2 separate regions of the Homo sapiens genome follow, and region 1 is linked to region 2. Evidence: chromatin loops called from intact Hi-C (ENCODE). Cell type or tissue: GM12878. All regions are shown on one strand. Links, peaks and the distances in the headings refer to the core of each region. The heading gives the core; the rest is flanking DNA. Region 1 overlaps TPGS2 (tubulin polyglutamylase complex subunit 2). Region 2 has its middle 13 kb from the start of FHOD3.

The links. Peaks named below come from ENCODE experiments on the same cell type or tissue, not always from the same donor. Only the 100,000 strongest peaks of a DNase experiment are listed, where the experiment ranks them.
Region 1: it touches region 2 in a loop (3-fold over the local background); 7 of 110 quality-filtered maps call a loop at or near these places.

What each region holds. Positions count from the first base shown.
Region 1 is chr18:36,805,551-36,813,550 of GRCh38, reverse strand. It overlaps TPGS2 (tubulin polyglutamylase complex subunit 2), which reads left to right. Exons shown (of 7, transcript NM_015476.4): 3 at 5,617-5,704. Among named protein-coding and RNA genes, the nearest start is that of TPGS2, 19 kb to the left of the region's middle. In GM12878, for the core only: a CTCF peak has its summit at 3,799 (motif pointing right); a DNase peak (open chromatin) is centred at 3,820.
Region 2 is chr18:36,280,174-36,289,584 of GRCh38, reverse strand. No RefSeq gene overlaps it. Among named protein-coding and RNA genes, the nearest start is that of FHOD3, 13 kb to the left of the region's middle. In GM12878, for the core only: a CTCF peak has its summit at 4,706 (motif pointing right); a DNase peak (open chromatin) is centred at 4,724.

The DNA of each region.
Region 1 (8,000 bases), core at 1-8,000, 520 kb before region 2:
TGCATGTGTGTGACTGTGTTCAAATGAAACATTTTTACAAAAACAGGTGACAGGGTGGATCCAGTGGCCATAGTTTACAAATTACCATCCTTCCTTCATTTCTCAGTTATTCATCCTGCCACAGCCTCTCTTTAGCCATCACCATTCTTGGATACCATTCTGTCAAAATCACTAGGACCTCTTCATGGCTAAAGACTTACTTCATCTCACTTGGTGTGGCTCCTGCATGCCCCACAGTTAGCCACTCCCTTCTCTGCTAGCCTCTCCTCCCTTGGATGCAGAAGCAGAACTCTCTTGATCTTTTCCTTCCTCGCAGACTCTTCCCTCCTAGTTCTCTTTGCCCCTTCAGCTCCACAACACTTACCTATTAAACATTTATCTCTATTTAAATTAGGAATATGTTTGGCTTAAGGAAAGATAAACTAGCAATAGCTTAAGCAAATAGGAATTAATATTTTTCATGTATCAAGTCCTGAGGTAGACAGTTGCAGTTGGTTCATCAGTCCTGACAATGTTAAGCCGTTATCTCTGTAATTATTTTGTCCTTTTTCTTTATGGTGCCTCTGAGTAGAAAAAACACACACTGTTTTTCCTCTCCTGTTACTCCGCAACAATCAACACAGAAAATTTCCATGACCAAATGTGTGTGTGTTGCAAGGGGGAGTTCCCAAACACATCAACAAGCTATCAGTTCTGCAGTGAATACCAGCTGGGTGTCCTCCAATTCAGTTCCGACACTGTCTCCCTGGAGATAGCATCAGATCCCATAGGTTAAGGGCTCAGTCTCACAAGACTGCCCTCACTTCCAATGCCAATTGCAAGTCCCAGGTTGTTTTACCTGTGCTTCTGACCCACCAGCTATAAATTGGGGTTCCCATGACCCCCTCCTCAGGTTCAATTAATTTGCTAGAGTGGCTCACAGAACTCAGAGGAACACTTACTTAACATTTACAGGTTTATTACAAAGGATACAGATGAAGAGATGCACAGAGCAAGGTGTGGTGGGAGGGGCGTGGAACTTCCCTGCCATCCGAGAGCACGCCACACTACAGGAACTTCCATGTGCTCAGCTGTCCGGAAGCTCTTCAAACTCTGTCTTTTGGGTTTTTATGGAGGCTTCATTATGTAGACATGATTGATTAAACCATGGGCCATTGATAATCAACTTACCCTTCAGCCCCTCTTCCCTCCCTGAGGTCAGGGGGTGGGGCTGAAAGTTCCAACCCACTGCCTGCCTTGGTTGTTCTGGTGATCATCCCCCATCCTGCAGCTACCTTGGAGATGCCAGTCATTTGTCAACTCTTTAGCACACAAAAAGATGTCACTTTGGAGATTCCAAGGATTTTAGAAATTGTATGCCAGGAATCTGGGACAGAGACCAAATATTTATTTCACAATATCATAGTGGCAAAATAACTGCTACAGTCTGAGCTATCATTTCCAAGCTCAAAAAACAAAAAAGAGGTAAGGGATGTGGCCAGGCATATCTGTCACCTTTTAACAGGACAGTGAAAGTTTTCTTAGAAACCTTCTGTTTTGGACTTGTGTTTACATTTTAATGTCCAGCAGTAATTGCAGGAGGTTCTGAAAACAAGTATTTAATAGGACACATTGCCATCTCAGACAAAATGAAGGTTCTGCCAAGGAGAAAAAGGAAGGTGGATTTGAATAAGCAATCCATGTGTCTGACACAGCCTTCTCTGCCCCTTCCCTCATTTCTCTTTCTGTTTCTAGTGCCCCACACAGTATTTATCCCATAATAGATACTTAATAAATGTGAAATGAGTAAGTGAATTAGATAAAACGCAAAAGTCAGAAAGAGTGTCGAGCCTTCCCAAGGTTGCCTAACTTCTTTTCCACAAGCAATCCTTAATTGCATTCCTGAGACTCAGGCTACCACACCCACCATCTCTGAAGCAGAGCAGCTGTAGATGCAAAGGCTTCCCCCACTAATTCCCCCAGTGGTAGAATTTTGATGATTATATAAACTTGAGGGTATTACTCTTCTGAAGGTTGCCTCATATGAGCTCTGTCAGACACACAGCTTCACCAAGACTTGTGGTGCCTCTAGACAGGCCAATATTTATATATTTTTTTCTTCACGTATTTTTAGAGGGAGACTAATGGTTCTGTGGAGAAAGGATTTTGGAAAAAGTATGCTACCTTTCCTTTGGCTGTTAAGCAATGCAGCTCTGGCCCCAAACTCTCATACCCTACTCAACAAAACAAAAGGGTTCAGTTAACCAAGCCCTCCACCTCTCCTAAGGTGGGAGTTTGAGAATATATTTGGGAATTCTCTTGGGGATCTCACACCATCCCTCCACAGCTCATCCAGGTTTTCCTCCACTTCATGGAATGTCCTCCCTGAGAAGAGTTTCAGGAGATGCCGTTGTGCTCATTGCCACAATTTCCAGCAATGTTCTCATGCTCCTTGATGGACGTCCTGGGCAGCTCTTCACCTGGCCATGGTTGCAGACCAGCCAGAGAGCCAGCTCAGCATGGACCAGCACCTACAGAGACATTGATTTCTGTCCTTTGGGCCCTATGCTGACCTGATCCTGCATCTGCTCCCTAGTTGGGAAGTGGCCTCTAAAAGTGAGGGGAATAATGGGGTGCAGGATTGTCCAGGAGTAGAAAAGGTGAGTAGAAGGCAATGGACAGCCCCTAGCCCTTCCCTTGAGGCCCAGTGCTATTGGTTTTCTGGAATCTTGTTGATAGCTCCCAAAACAAAAAAGTGGCTCAGGTCCTTCATCTGATGAAGTAGTAACAGAGCTTGTGATGGACTCTTTCTAAAGTAGCTTAAATAAACCATTGTAGATTATCTCAGGAGAAGAAAAGAAAGATTAAAAATTAGGAACTATGTGACAGAATCACCACTGGGCTAGAGATTGCAGATACCATCTTGATGCAATCAGCTGTTAGTTCAGATACCAGTCGTTGTTACTCTCCCTTGTTGGCTTTCTCCCCAGACCCTCTCTCCAATCCTGATATTACCCTCCTCCATTCACTTTCTGCCGATCTTCCTCCTCCCTGCCCTCCTATCACACCCCCCAAAATATAGCCTGGGCATGGATCTGTGTGGGAAGAAGCCCTCTGATGTGGGCAGATTGCTCCCTGTGGAAAAGCAAACTCTTTTCAGGTTGGTTAGAACAGAAATTTTAAAACGGCAGTAACTGAGTCACTGGCCAGAAAAAAAAAATGGTGAGATACGTTAAAATTAGGAGAGGTTGTTTACTTTTCTCTCCAACCTTAAAGGACTGAAGCAAGTATGTGGTCATTTAAATTTTGGTTGTGAACCTTTCTTCCTGGATTTGCCCCACTCAGAAGAGCTACATGCAGTAGGAAGGCTGGAGAACTGCAGGCCCAGCAACTGCCCCAGGGGTGCTTGGGGCAGAAGGGTCTGCAGCAAAAAGCAGCAGAGTCAGGGCCGCTAGTCGTTTAAATTAGAATGACAGTGAGGGATTGATGTTTTTCATGAATTTGGTTTACTTGAATATTTTTATGTATATTAGTATTTGAAATGTGTGTTAAATATTTGATTTCACAGATTTTTTTCTATTTGTATGAATTTTGAATAATTGTAAAAAATATTGGTATAAAATAATACCAAAACTTATTTCTTGGGTGAAATAAATACCATAACAAATGTTATAATTACTATTAATTACTGGAATTATTCAGCCTGTCTTACATATGAACAATGCCAAATAGTCCACCTGCCCTCAGCCTGGATCTCATGGAATCCCCATTAAGAAAGGCGGATAGACAGTAGTTTCCTTGTCTTCACCACTAGATGGCACTAGTGATCAAAATGTCAGAGCAATGCTGTCCTTTTGGGGCGACGAGAGGAGCAAGGACCTTGCAGAACACTGGTAACTGTAGGCTTCCTGTACCAGGGTTTTAGGAGTGGGAGAAAGGCATTCTGCAAGTGCATTTTTTCTTCTGAAAGCACAGATAATGTGGCCACACAGGAGGCACTAGGAGCAAGCCCATTACTCCTAATAATAGGAAAACAAATTAGTCCAAGGAGTCTGAGTCTCTTAAATTTCACATTTATGAGACTGGGTACTAAATAATGGACACAGAAAAAACAAAACTTGATCAGAACATACATTTTAGTTCATAAATAAAAGAAATTTAAAACCTGTTTCATTAAAATGACAGCTGTTGTCCATTTAATAATCTAAAAACATGCTTAAAATCTCCGGCAAGCTTGAAGCTTTCTCTTTATCTATAGTTCCTGAAGATGCTGTGGCTGTGAATAATAATAATTTCCTAGTCTCCTCTCTTCCTGTCAAACTCACACCCCCTCGTACTGCCAGTGTTCTGTATATTAAGTCTTAGAGTTTATTCTTGAACCTAGATTCACAGAGTGATGTGTTCGTCACTCAGCTACTGGCAGAGTTGGGAAGTGAACTCAAATCGTCCTTCTACATGATGCTTTCCCATGCATTGGGTACCTAGAACTGACTGACAGGATGACCTAATGCAGTCCTGACATAAGCAGTTGTCGGTATCACATCTCAGAAGGGTCCAGTAAGCCACAAGCTTGGATAGTTATTAACATGTTGCCTCTTTGCCTCTGTAACTACATCAAGAAGTCACTCTAGGGGGCCCAGGAAATGAATTGGAGAACTCATCCTTTGCACATTCCAGGGATTTGAGTTGGCTAGGGAAGACTGGTCATACACACACACAGATGTGAGTTACTTAGAATGTAGGGCTTGTTCCTGGTATCTCCTGAAGGGATACTAAGTTTCTTCTTTGTTCTCTCCAGCAACGGTTTGGATGATTTCATATCCATGGATATGTGAAATATTTGAGTATATATGGTTACCTTCTAAGAGCTGTCAGAACTTAGACATTGCATAAGTTTTCTGGAAATGATATACTCTTCACTTTGTTTTTTTTTTGAGATGGAGTCTCTCTTTGTCACCCAGGCTGGAGTACAGTGGCACAATCTCGGCTCACTGCAAGCTCCGCCTCCCAGGTTCATGCCATTCTCCTGCCTCAGCCTCCCGAGTAGCTGGGACTACAGGCGCCCGCCACCACACCCTGCTAATTTTTTGTATTTTTAGTAGAGATGGGGTTTCACCATGTTAGCCAAGATGGTCTCCATCTCCTGATCTCGTGACCCGCCCACCTCGGCCTCCCAAAGTGCTGGGATTACAGGCACTCTTCACTTTTAAGATGCTCTCATTTGTCCAATAATTTGTTTCAGAAAATAATATATGACCATGGGTCTGATATGTACGGCAGTGATTGCTTTGCTTGAACATTGTCAGACTTTACCTAGGACTTCCCCTCTTGCCATGTTCCCCTGTCTCCTCTTCAGCTTGTTCCCTTTGAGCTCCTTTGCCAGGTGGCTGCCCATTGAGGCATTATCATGGCAGAGCAGGTACCTGGTTTGCATTAGCTGCTGAAGAAAAAAAAGGCAAACTGGAACTCTGCTTGCAAGACCCCAGTGCCTCTCTAATAGAGTTTTGTAGGTGACTATCAGAGCCTTCCTATTTCAGGGACGTATAACATGCTAAACGTGTCCCCAGTGCCTTAAGCCATAGCCCTGTACCCTCTTTCCCAGCCCTTACCTAACACTTAGCTGCTTTGTGATTCTAGAAGAATAACTGTGTGATGCCTGAAGATGTGAAGAACTTTTACCTGATGACCAATGGCTTCCACATGACATGGAGTGTGAAGCTGGATGGTGAGTCAGCCTCCTTGTAGGAGAACATTTCCCTGGCTGAGAGATTGAATGGGACAACTCTGAGGGCCCTTCGACTTTTGAGTCTTTGAATCTGGATGGTTTTCATGGGTGCCCCTCAAGTGCCATGTCCAGAAGCTGTGATTATGTCCCAAAACTAACAGATGCCATCATTGCTTCACCCACCACAAATCCCACGACAGTCTAGCAGTATGGAACTGGAAGTTCAATTTAGAGGATTCCTGTAGGAATAGGGTAGAGAAAACCATTAATTACTACATAAAAAACCCTAGCCACCTCAAACTTAAAGCCTCAGAGGGCTCTACCTCCAAGCAAACCCCTCAGGGTAGGCGGCAGTGACAGTCTCTAGTGTTGATGAGGGGGCCACTTATCTCTTTCAGGCTCTTCCTTTATTCCCACCATCATAAAGACCTTAGGGCCCTAATCCTCAAACCAGAGTCTTCGCTTCTCTCCTTCACATCACCTCAGCCTAAGTCACCAGCTACCTCAATTCACAGGCTGCCATCTTTTGTCTAGGACAAAACATTTTTGTGTGGATGTGGGAACTCACAAGTTTGTACATGTCAGATTGTAGGTACTATGTAGGCATAAAAGGCAGTGCTGAACATTTAGGTGAAGACTCTTGAAAACATTTCATAGTCTAGAAAACCCTGTCCAGCCACAGGAGCCCAGCCCGTTCGTGGCACAGATTCCCCAGCCCCTCCCCTCCAGTTCCTCCCCTCCAGTCCATTATTGTCTCTGACTCCAACCAGATCTACTTTGGCCTTGGGAAGTACCCTACATTTCCCCACTGCTGTCCCTAAAAATGCAGTGACTTCTGTTGTACTGCAAATCTACAGAGCAGACTTCTCCCCTTTGTTGCCTCGGCCTTCTACCTACACACCTGAGTTCTGTTTGGGTGATTTCCAAAGCCTTCCTGTCTATCTTGCACTGCTGGTCAGAGGTACTTTTTTTTTTTTTTTTTTTTTTTTTTTTTTTAAGATGGAGTCTCACTCTGTTGCCCAAGCTGGAGTACAGTGGCGCGATCTCTGCTCACTGCAACCTCCGCCTCCCAGGTTCAAGAGATTCTTCTGCCTCAGCCTCCTGAGTAGCTGGGATTACAGGCATGTGCCACCACACCCGGCTAATTTTTGTATTTTTAGTAGAGACAGGGTTTCACCATGTTGGTCAGGCTGGTCTTGAACTCCTGACCTCATGATCCGCCCACCTTGGCCTCCCAAAGTGCTGGGATTACAGGTGTGAGGCACCGCACCCAGCCAGAGGTACTTTTTTATAGCTTGCTAGTGAATATTGAACATTAGCTTTTATCTTAGAATCATTTCCTCCTTTGGCTTAGAAACCATCCTTGTCACCAGCATCAGAACCTTCTTTTATAGCATGGCCGTGGCTTTTGGTGTCTGGAGCAACAGAGAGGGGACAGAGACTAAACCAACTGACAGACTTTCCCTGGCCCACATCCTTGCAACAGGCTAGCCCCTTTATATGCCTGCTTCAGAGAATAAAATTTTATGAATGAGTCCCAGTTCATTATTGCAATACCCTCTCTAATTTAATCTCCCCAAGCCCAGTCTTCTTATCCCCATTTCCATACCCATGATATACTGAACAGCCTAAGTCAGAGACAGAAAAGGCAGCAGAGGCATCTTCTGATGTTTGCCTCTTTAGTGGTCTTTTATTCTTAGACATTCCATGGTCTTTACACAGGTTGTTTTATTGCTTTAAACCATTCCAGTTTTTTCAGCAAATAAAGAAAACATGGAGCTTCCTAGTCTGTATTTACACCCTAATCACAGAAGACTAGAACCAAGCAAGAAGACTGCCAAATTCTCATCACTGAGTAAGGGAAAATGATAAAGAGAAGGGGGGAATTTTTTTTTTAATCATGAAAGCTTATAACAAGAAGAATAGAAGGGGTCCATTATATAATCAAAGCTATTACTCCTTCAGAAAATGTTTATGCAGAATACTTGCTAAACAAAGGAAAGAGGGAGCAAAAACATTTTAATGTCCTTTACCCTTCAAATGTCCCAAAGCCCAGATTTCCCAGTTCTTTGTTGGTATTCCCTTTGAAATTTTTCTTCCACTCTACCCTAATACATACAATGGGGGCTCTTCATCACCCGTGGCCCCCAGTTCCTTTTTTTGTATGAAAGGTTGGTACTTTGGAATATGCAGTGAGTAATCCTCTTCTTCCCACCTTCCATCAGATTCGTCAGCCATGGGGCGAAACAATACCTGGGCTTAGGTTATTCAAGCAGAATCTCATGATAACCATTGT
Region 2 (9,411 bases), core at 839-8,838:
TCTAGGTTAAAATGATTTTTACTCAGAATTTTGAGGCATTGCTTCATTGTCTTCTAATTTTTCTTGTTGCTTTAGACTATTTGTGCTGTGGTATAGCTGGCCCTCTGTGTCTGTGGGCTCTGCATCCATGGAGTCAACCTACACAGATTGGAAATATTCAAAAAAAGAATGAATGCTTGCATCTATACTAAACATGTACAGACTTTTTTTATTTGTCATTATTTCCTAAACAACACAACAGCTATTTACATAACATTTACATGATATTAGATATTATAAGTAATCTACAGATGATTTAAAGTATACAGGAGGATATGCATAGGTTATGTTAAATACTACACCATTTTATGTGAAGGACTTGAGCACCCACGGATTTTGGTATCCAAGGGAGGTCCTGGAACCAAACAACCATGAATATCAAGGGGCAACTGTATAGGTAACTCTACATTGTATAGGTAACTTTTTTCCCCTCTCTCTTTGGAAGCTTTTTGAACCTTCTCATTATTCCCAATATACTGAAATTCCATGATGAGGTGCCCTGGTGGGGATTCTTTTTCATTCATCCTGTTGTCATTTTGTGGATATTACTTAATCCAGAGATCCTGCTCTTTGATGCAGAAATGTTCTTATATCCTGTTTTTGATCATTTCCTCTCCACAGTGTTCTCTGCTTGCTCTTCCTAGAACTCCTATTATTCAGATGTTGGATCACTAAGCAGGTTCTCTAATTTTCTTAACTTTTCTGCCCTGTTCATCTCTCTGATTATTTTCTTCTACTTTTTGGGAAATTTCCTAAACTGTATTTCCTTTTCTTCTACTGAATGTTGTATTGCAGCATTCATGTTTTTACTTTTCAAGAATTCTGTCTTGTTCTGTGATTTTTCTTTTTAAAATATCTTGTTCTTATTTCCAGGATTTCCCTGATATTATTAACCACATTTTCTTTAAAGTTTTCTTCTTTTTGCTGCACTGTTTCTGTACACTTTGGGTTCTTCCTTTCTTCTTTTTCTTTCAGTTTTTTTCTTTTATAGTAGACACTTTCCTCAAATGGCATGATCCTTGGCTGTTCATCACATTGAAAGCCAACTGGGAGGCTGGGCAATGTGGCCCACTTCTGTAATCCCAGCACTTTGGGATGCCGAGGCAGGCGGATCACTTGAGGTCAGGAGTTTGAGGCCAGCCTGACCAATGTGGTGAAACCCTGTCTCTACTAAAACTACGAAAAATAGCTGGGTGTGGTGGCAGGCGCCTGTAATCCCAGCTACTTGGGAAGCTGGGGCAGGAAAATCGCTTGAACCTGGGAGGCAGAGGTTGCAGTGAGCCAGGATTGCACCACTGCACTCCAGCCTGGGCAACAGAGCGAGACTCTGCCTCAAAAAAAAAAAAAAAAAAGAAAAAGAAAAAAGAAAAGAAAGAAAGAAAGCTGATTGGAAGCTCTAGGGTATAATAGAGGCACTTTGCCTGATGGACTCCACTGCAGACCAAACCAGTGGACAAATGGCTTATTTCTTGACTATCTTTAGGTCTTTCCTCTGGGGTAGTTTACTTTCTCCAGAAAAATTTTAACAATACTGCCCTTTGCCCAGAACAAGAAAGGCCCCTGCCTTGGGCTCCATGCTTTGGAGGGCCTCATCCTGGCCCTGCTCCTGCCATCCTTCCCTATAGGGCAAGTCCACAGGACCAAGATGTTATGCCCACCTGGAACCCAAGCTGCTCTCTAGACTATTCTCCAGGCACCAGGACCTCAGATGCCCACATGACTCTGAACATGTCCCCAAGGCCTGTATGTGTGTGTCATTTTCAGAGCATCCGTAGGGGTGCACCCCTAAGCATGAAAAGGGGCTAAATGGCAGCTGATTGCAGGGGAAGGTATGGACAGAGTTTGAATGTATAGTCTCCAGTGTCTACACATCTGGGGTTCACGGCTCAAGGGTGAGAAGAAAATGGCTGTAGGCTATGGCTGGCAACCAGGAGCTGGACCAGCTCTTCCCATGCCATCGTGCTCCTATGCAGAGTGCCAAGGATTTTGTCAGAGTAGGAGGCTAGCACATATTTTAGTTAATATTTCTTATGTTTAATTTATGAATGTTAAATATTTAGACATATGACATATGGGTATCCATTTGAACTTTTGTCCTGGGCCCCACTGATGCTGGGAGTGAGCCTGCATCTTTCAGCCTCCCAGCCTCACTAGAACTGGGTGGGGAAAGATGCAGGGTCACTCTGTCCACTCCTCAGTTCCCGTTACTCTCCCCGCATTCTTGTCGTCAGGCACACTTCTACCTTCTCTAAATCCTGAAGCCACTCTGGTTCATTCTCCCTAGAGGCTGTACATGCTGCCTCCTTGGTCCTATGAAGGTGCCACGAACACAACAAGCTACACCAGGGAAGAACTGGAGTGTATGTTCCTTATGATACACTTGAAAGCCCAACTGCAGGGAACCTGAACACATGGATCTGCATGCTAGTGAAACACTGCACGCTTTATATTGCACATTTCTAGTGGAAAATACTATGACTGTACCTGGCAATATTTTCATAAATATTATCCTGGAATTCCATTCATATTCTTAGAAAATAATTTAGCAGGAGCAAAAAAAAATGAATAAATAAATAGCCATGTTCAAAAATAAGGTTTATTGTAGTATTAATTATAAAATTAAAAACTGGAAATTTATATGTCTATCAATATGAGGTATATTTGTATTACTTATAATACATGAATACAACCATGCATTATTTAAATGTACTTATGAAGACCATGTTGAAATACACAAAATCTTTAGAGTAAAACAGAATACAAATAGTGTACATTGACTTTAGCCACTGGAAAGCAATTGTATGGGGGTAGAAGGGTCTTGAGTGTCCAATTTTCGATTATTTTTTCTAAGGTAACTTCACCTTTTCTGGTTAAAAAGTTTTAGCTAGTTATCTATTTAGCTAAAAAAAAAAAAAAAAGTAAGGCTATTTTACCAAACTGTGGATAAATGTGACATAATATTTGCTGTGCCCCAGGAGGAAATGAGAGAATTTTTTTTTTTCTTTGAGGAGTTTTGCTCTTGTCACCCAGGCTGGAGTGCAGTGGCGTGATCTCGGCTCACTGCAACCTCCACCTCCCAGGTTCAAGCAATTCTCCTGCCTGAGCCTCCCGAGTAGCTGGGATTACAGGCACCCACCACCATGCTCAGCTAATTTTTGTATTTTTAGTAGAGACAGGATTTCACCATGTTGCTCAGGCTGGTCTTGAACTCTCGACCTCAGGTGAACCACCCGCCTTGGCCTCCCAAAGTGCTGGGATTACAGGTGTAAGCCACTGTGCCCGACCGAGGATAATAATTTTTGATAACCAGACATGCTTCCTGCAACAGAGAGCTTCAGCACCCAGGTGGAAAGGAAATCCCCAGGTCACAATGAATGGAGGACTCTGTCCTGACTGCAGCAAGTAGTGTCTCCGAGTGATGTCAAAACAATTTGTTTCCACCCATAAGTTGAAGAGGAAAGACCAGGACAGGTCTTCATGGGACCGTTTAGGAAGTTAACAAAAAGTGCTTCACTCTGTAAACTGCAAAAAGCACTGTAAAAGTAACCCTGGAGAGGTTGGGCGGCACTTAGATGGACAAGAAAAGGAGGCAGTGAGAAATCAGGCAGAGGCAGATTTATTACAAAGGTAACAAGGTTTCAGCTCAGGGCTGTTACTGTGCAGACTTCTTCCAAAGCCCCTTCTCTTCTCATGCAAGTCAATCTTTTTGTATCTAATTTTTAATTCATGGTTTTATATTCTTTGTTTGTTTCTGTTTGGGGTTGGGTTTTTATTGGGTTTTGGTTTGTTTTTTGTTTTGCAGGGTTTCTTTTTCTTTTTCTTTCGAGACAGGGTCTTGCTGTGTCACTCAGGCTGGCTCACTGCAACCTCCACCTCCCTGGCTCAAGCAGTCCTCTCACCTCAGCCTCCAGAGTAGCTGAAACCACAGGTGCATGCAGTCACACTCAGATAATTTTTAATATTTTATAGAAATGAAGTCTCACTATATTGCCCAGGCTGGTCTCAAACTCCTGGCCTCAAGTGATGCTCCTGCCTCAGCCTCCTAAAGTTCTGGGATTACAGGTATCAGCCACTGCACCTGGCCTGATTTTGTATTCTTTTCCTTAAAGATGACTTTAAAATTGCATGCATTTTAGGCTCACAAAACCTAGATCTGCTGCTGAGAATGGGCACTATATATTAAAGCTCTCTCAATGTACACACACACTCCACATAGATGCATTAAAATACTCTCTCTATATATACATATACACATCTCTATACATATTAAAACGTTTTCTATATGTACATATATTTATATATTTTTGTATACAGTCACACACCCACTCAGAAAGAGAGAGAGAGAGACTCTACCTAATGAAATCACCAATGCAAAGCAGCGTCCTTAAAGAATTCTAAGAAAAATAGGGAACCCCAAAAGAATGGTCGATGTAAAGTAGGTTTAAGTAATCTGATCAAGAAATAATTCAGAAACTAACTTTTAAACGACACCAACATCAATACTGAAAATCATCTGAAATCTGGTCCATTCAGTAACCCAGGCAGAGGGTCAGAGGTGTGATCATGTTTGCCATTCTTCTCTTTAGGATTTGCTGACCCAATTTGCACCAGTTTTTAGCCTCTTGAAGAAACAAATTCTGCACTTACCTAATGCTGCCAGCAGGTGGTAGACTTGGATTACTCAGGCATAATTATTTTGAGGCACTGAGCTAAAATACAAACTGGCTCATTTGATCTCGATTCTATAAGATAGATCCTGTGGTTTTCCTCGCTTTTCAGATGAGACATAGTAAGACTTAGAGATGTTCAATCACTTGCTCATATAGTATGATGTTTTCCATGATTTTTATTTGGAGATTTGCAAAGTGAGTTATGTAGAAGTTAATTCTGTCTGCACAAACAAGAGAATAGGGAAAAGACTAAAAACAAAAAGGAAAGACAGGCTGAAGGTGCCTGCCAGGTGGATGGATCCTAGCTTTCCTTCTGCTTCCAAGGATGTCCTGAACTCTTCCCTTGGCAAGAAGAGCCTCAGCCTTTCTTGGAGATCCGAGGTGCTGGGAACACTGCCTGCCCAGTGAAGGTTTCTGCTGCTTTCAGTGTCCTTGGATGGCTTGTTGTATCAGCATCCTCTTCAAGCACTAGCCAGCATTCGGTTCTAGCAGTGGATCTCTGGATCCGCTGGATCCCTGTAGCCTGTGCTGTCCTCAGTAGCTTACCCCTCCCTCTCGGATAAAAAAGAGCTGAGAAGGATGGGACACAGTTGGTCCAGAGGGCTTCTTCTGATCAGAGGGTCACTCCAAAGAACAAATGCCATCACTGGAGCCAGCCTTCCAGTGCCTAGCGTCTCTCATCGCAGTTGAAAGGTTGTGGCACACTCCAAATGCCTTTTCCTCTCTTCCCTTGCTGAAGGCCCTGGAGGCCAGAGGTAGTTGTTGGTGGAAACGGACATGGCAGCTTCTGTATGGACAGCATTCTTTTTTTTTTTGAGATGGAGTCTCTTGCTGTCACCCAGGCTAGAGTGCAGTGGCATGATCTCAGCTCACTGCAAACTCCGCCTCCCGGGTTCAAGTGATTCTCCTGCCTCAGCCTCCTGAGTAGCTGAGATTACAGGCGCCCGCCACCATGCCCAGCTAATTTTTTTGTATTTTTAGTAGAGACAGGGTCTCACCATGTTGGCCAGGATGGTCTCAATCTTCTGACCTCGTGATCCACCCACCTTGGGCTCCCAAAGTGTGGGGATTACAGGCATGAGCCACTGAACCCAGTTCATGGACAGCTTTCTGTCATCCCAAGGAGATGGCACTCTGACCATCTGTGGGACTTCCCTTTCAATCTCACAGGCCAACCTGGTCCCTGCTAGATGTACACCTGGCTCCCGAACCTCCCTGAAAGCGCCATTGTCCTTGTGATCATCTGATAAGAGCCATCTAGCTCACTGAACACGAGAACTGTGGGACCGTGCCCATGGCTTAAGCCTGTAATCCCAGTGTTTTGGGAGGCTGGGGCGGGAGGATGACTTGAGCAAGGGGTTTGAGGTTACAGTGAGCTATGATCATGCCACTGCACTCCAGCCTGGGTGATAGAGTGAGATGCTGTTCTATAAAAAAGAACTGTGGTCTTTTCTTTTCTCACAATCACCATCCAGTGCAATGGGAGGCACACAGTGGCCATCACAGCTCATGAACAAATCACTTGCTAATGCTTATTTTTACAATATTTTATGTGTATCAAAAAGCAATTTGTTTAATAAACAATAATGGCTTTCCTTGAGTGAGGTGAGCAAAAAAATGGATGCCTGAGTTAGAGGCCTGGGTTCAAAACCTAGCCCCACTACTTACGAGCTCAGGGTCCTAGGGCAAGTGACTTACTCTCTCCGTGCCTCTCTTCCCTCATTTCTAAAATGGAGATGGTAATAGTCATAGATTTCTCATAAACTTGTTAGAGAGGATTAAGTAATTTAATACCTGTGAAGTGCTTACAATGGTGCCCACAATGATCATTATTCAGCAGTTTATCACAATGGTGAAAAGGCAGACCTAGGTTCAAATCTTATCCTTGCTCTGTATAAGTCGTCCTCTGATCTTGATTGGGTCAATTAATCCCTCTAAGCCTCAGTTTCCTCATTTGGAAAATGTAGGTATAAATACCTACCCTTAGGGTTTTTGTGAGAATTAAATAAAATAAAAGTGCATGACTCTATATACATTCACAAGTAGAAAATAAATGTTATTTTTATTAATAAATTTCTTTAATAAGAAATAGTTTTTAATGTGCAAAAAAGTATGATCTCAATAACCCTACTCATCTTCAGTTACTGCAATCAAAATTCCAACATACTACTTTGTCACTAAGTCACTAAATGAGTTGTTTTTCTCCATGTTTTATGAGAAAAGTCATCGTGCTTCCACTGGTAAGAATTAATTATTGCTGAGTGAATGATTAATTCAGCATCATTAAGCAACTGTGTTTTTTAAAAAGGCTAATTTGAGCTATAAGCAAAACATGTGGAAAGGGTACAACTACTATAAATTCAACATTTTGAATAGATTTCTCGTAAATCTGCTGCTTTAAATGTTAAATAAACATTTAAAATTCATTGGGACTTCTTAGCTGAAGCCATGTTTTAACAGGATTTATAAGTTTTTTCTAAAATTGGGGACCAAACTCTGCGTGTGAAATCATTTTTAAATGCTTCCCTCATGGGAACTGTTGAAATTAGTGACTAGATTATTTTAATGGTTTCTGCTTATACATTGGTTCCACCCACTAGATCCTCACTCAGCTCCTTAAGAGCAGGGACTATGTAAAATGCATCTTTGTGCCCCCAGCACGAAGCACAGTGCTCGGCACTATGATCCATCAAGTTTCATTAACCAAAGCTGGTGAAGAAGGCCAGGAGAGGAGGGTAGTGAGCCAGAGAGGAGCCCAGGGTGGCATCCAGCCAAGATCTCAAAGGGATGACAAAAGGGTGTTCTAAACTCCCAACGAGCTGTCTGGAAAGGCCAGGGCTGAGCTTTTTTCAAGAATCCTGGAGAGCCACCACATATGGCTTTTCCATCAATGCAAAGAACAGAGTCACAAGAGCACTAAGAGAAGCTACACAGAAGGGCACGAGTTATTGGTGGCACGGGGGAAAGTCTGGAAACCTATACACCAAATCATTCAAGGTTAACTGTGTCTCTGATAGGGTGGTAGGATGAGAGGGTATTTCTTTTTGCTCATCTCTATTTCTACTTTTCCCACAATAAGCTTACATTTCTGCATCAGTTCATTGCTCTCGGTGACTCTTGGATCCATCCTCTGAAAGGTCTTTTCTTCTCCATAACACTCCTTGGGTTATGTCCTTCTGAAGTGCCCGTCTGAAAAGGGCACTTTGGAGAATGTGCACTTTTTGGTGGCTGAATAGCCTTATCTTTTTTCTTTCTTTCCATATGAAGTCTGAAGCTTAGAAGTTTTTTTTTATATCTTGAATAGTCAGTCCCTTTTAGTCCAGACTGGTGGCGCTTTTGCTAATACAGATCTTTCAAAACTAAATGGAAGGTTTTTATTTTGGTCAACTCTATGTATTAAAAATCACACAACAATTCTGATGAGGAAATATTGACAAGAATTGGGCACATCAAGCTTTTATGGTACTACACATTTAAAACTTTCTAGAAACCCAAAAGTGTACCTTATTTCAGAGTTCTTAGCTAATTATGTGATGGCCATGACCTTGATGTGGTTCTCTCCTAGCCTGAGTTTATTTATCTTCCTTAGAACTTTGCTGAACTCTGCAAAAAGGAGCCCCATCAATGTGATTTTTTTCCGTATGTCTTCTAACATATGCCATACGGTTGGCATATGGTCAATGTCTCAAAAGACAACAGGCAACAGATTGATAAATATTTTGCCGCAATATAATAAAGGTTATCAACCTTCCAATTTGAAATATTTGAGTCCTTACTATTCACTGATGTGGTACACATCAGGCACCACATTTTCTATCCGTCAGAATTCTTAGTTGGAAACAATAGAAACTAATTCTCACAAGACTAAGCAGAAAATAGGTGTAATAAAGGATATTGTGTAGCTCGCAGACTCCCCAGAGAGCCAAAGAATCAGTTTTGGAGATTGCATAGCTACTCTAAAGTAGACACCACTAAAGGCTCTGCCAGGCATCGCACCACAGATCGTACCGCCATGCTCACTGCCTCCATCACTACCACCAGTAAGCCATGGAGATTTTTGCTTTGCTTGTTAGAGCAGTTAGTATTATTTACACTAATATTTCTTCTGCTTGCTAAAAGGTGTGTTTAATTACAAGTGAATGTGGAATTTCTATCAAAATTGTTCTCTTCATTTACTGAGACAATTTGACTTGCTCCTTTAATCTCTTATTTTCTAAAAGTAAACCTCGGCATCCTTGAAATTAATACAACATGGTCATAATATATCATCTTTGCAGATATTACTGAACAAAGTTTGCTACTTTTTAAAGAATTTCTGAATTTATGTTCATAAGTGATAGGAGCTTATAATCCTCAGAAATGGCTATATGAATATTAGATAAATTGGACTGCAGAGCAAAGAAAATTTCTAAGGACAAAGAATATTACACATCAATAAAGGAATAAGTCCATCACGAAGGCATAGCAATCTTAGGGGAAATGCACCAAATAACATAGCTCCAAAATACATGAAGCAAAAACTGATGCAGCAGAAAGAAAAATATTAATAAGACAAATACACATTGTATTCAGAGATTCTGGCAACCAGACAAAGACAGTGCAAGAAAAGAAAATTACAGACCAGTATCCCTCATGAGCTTAGATCCTCAACAAAATATTAGCAATCAAACCCAGGAATATATGAAAAAAATAAAATATCAGG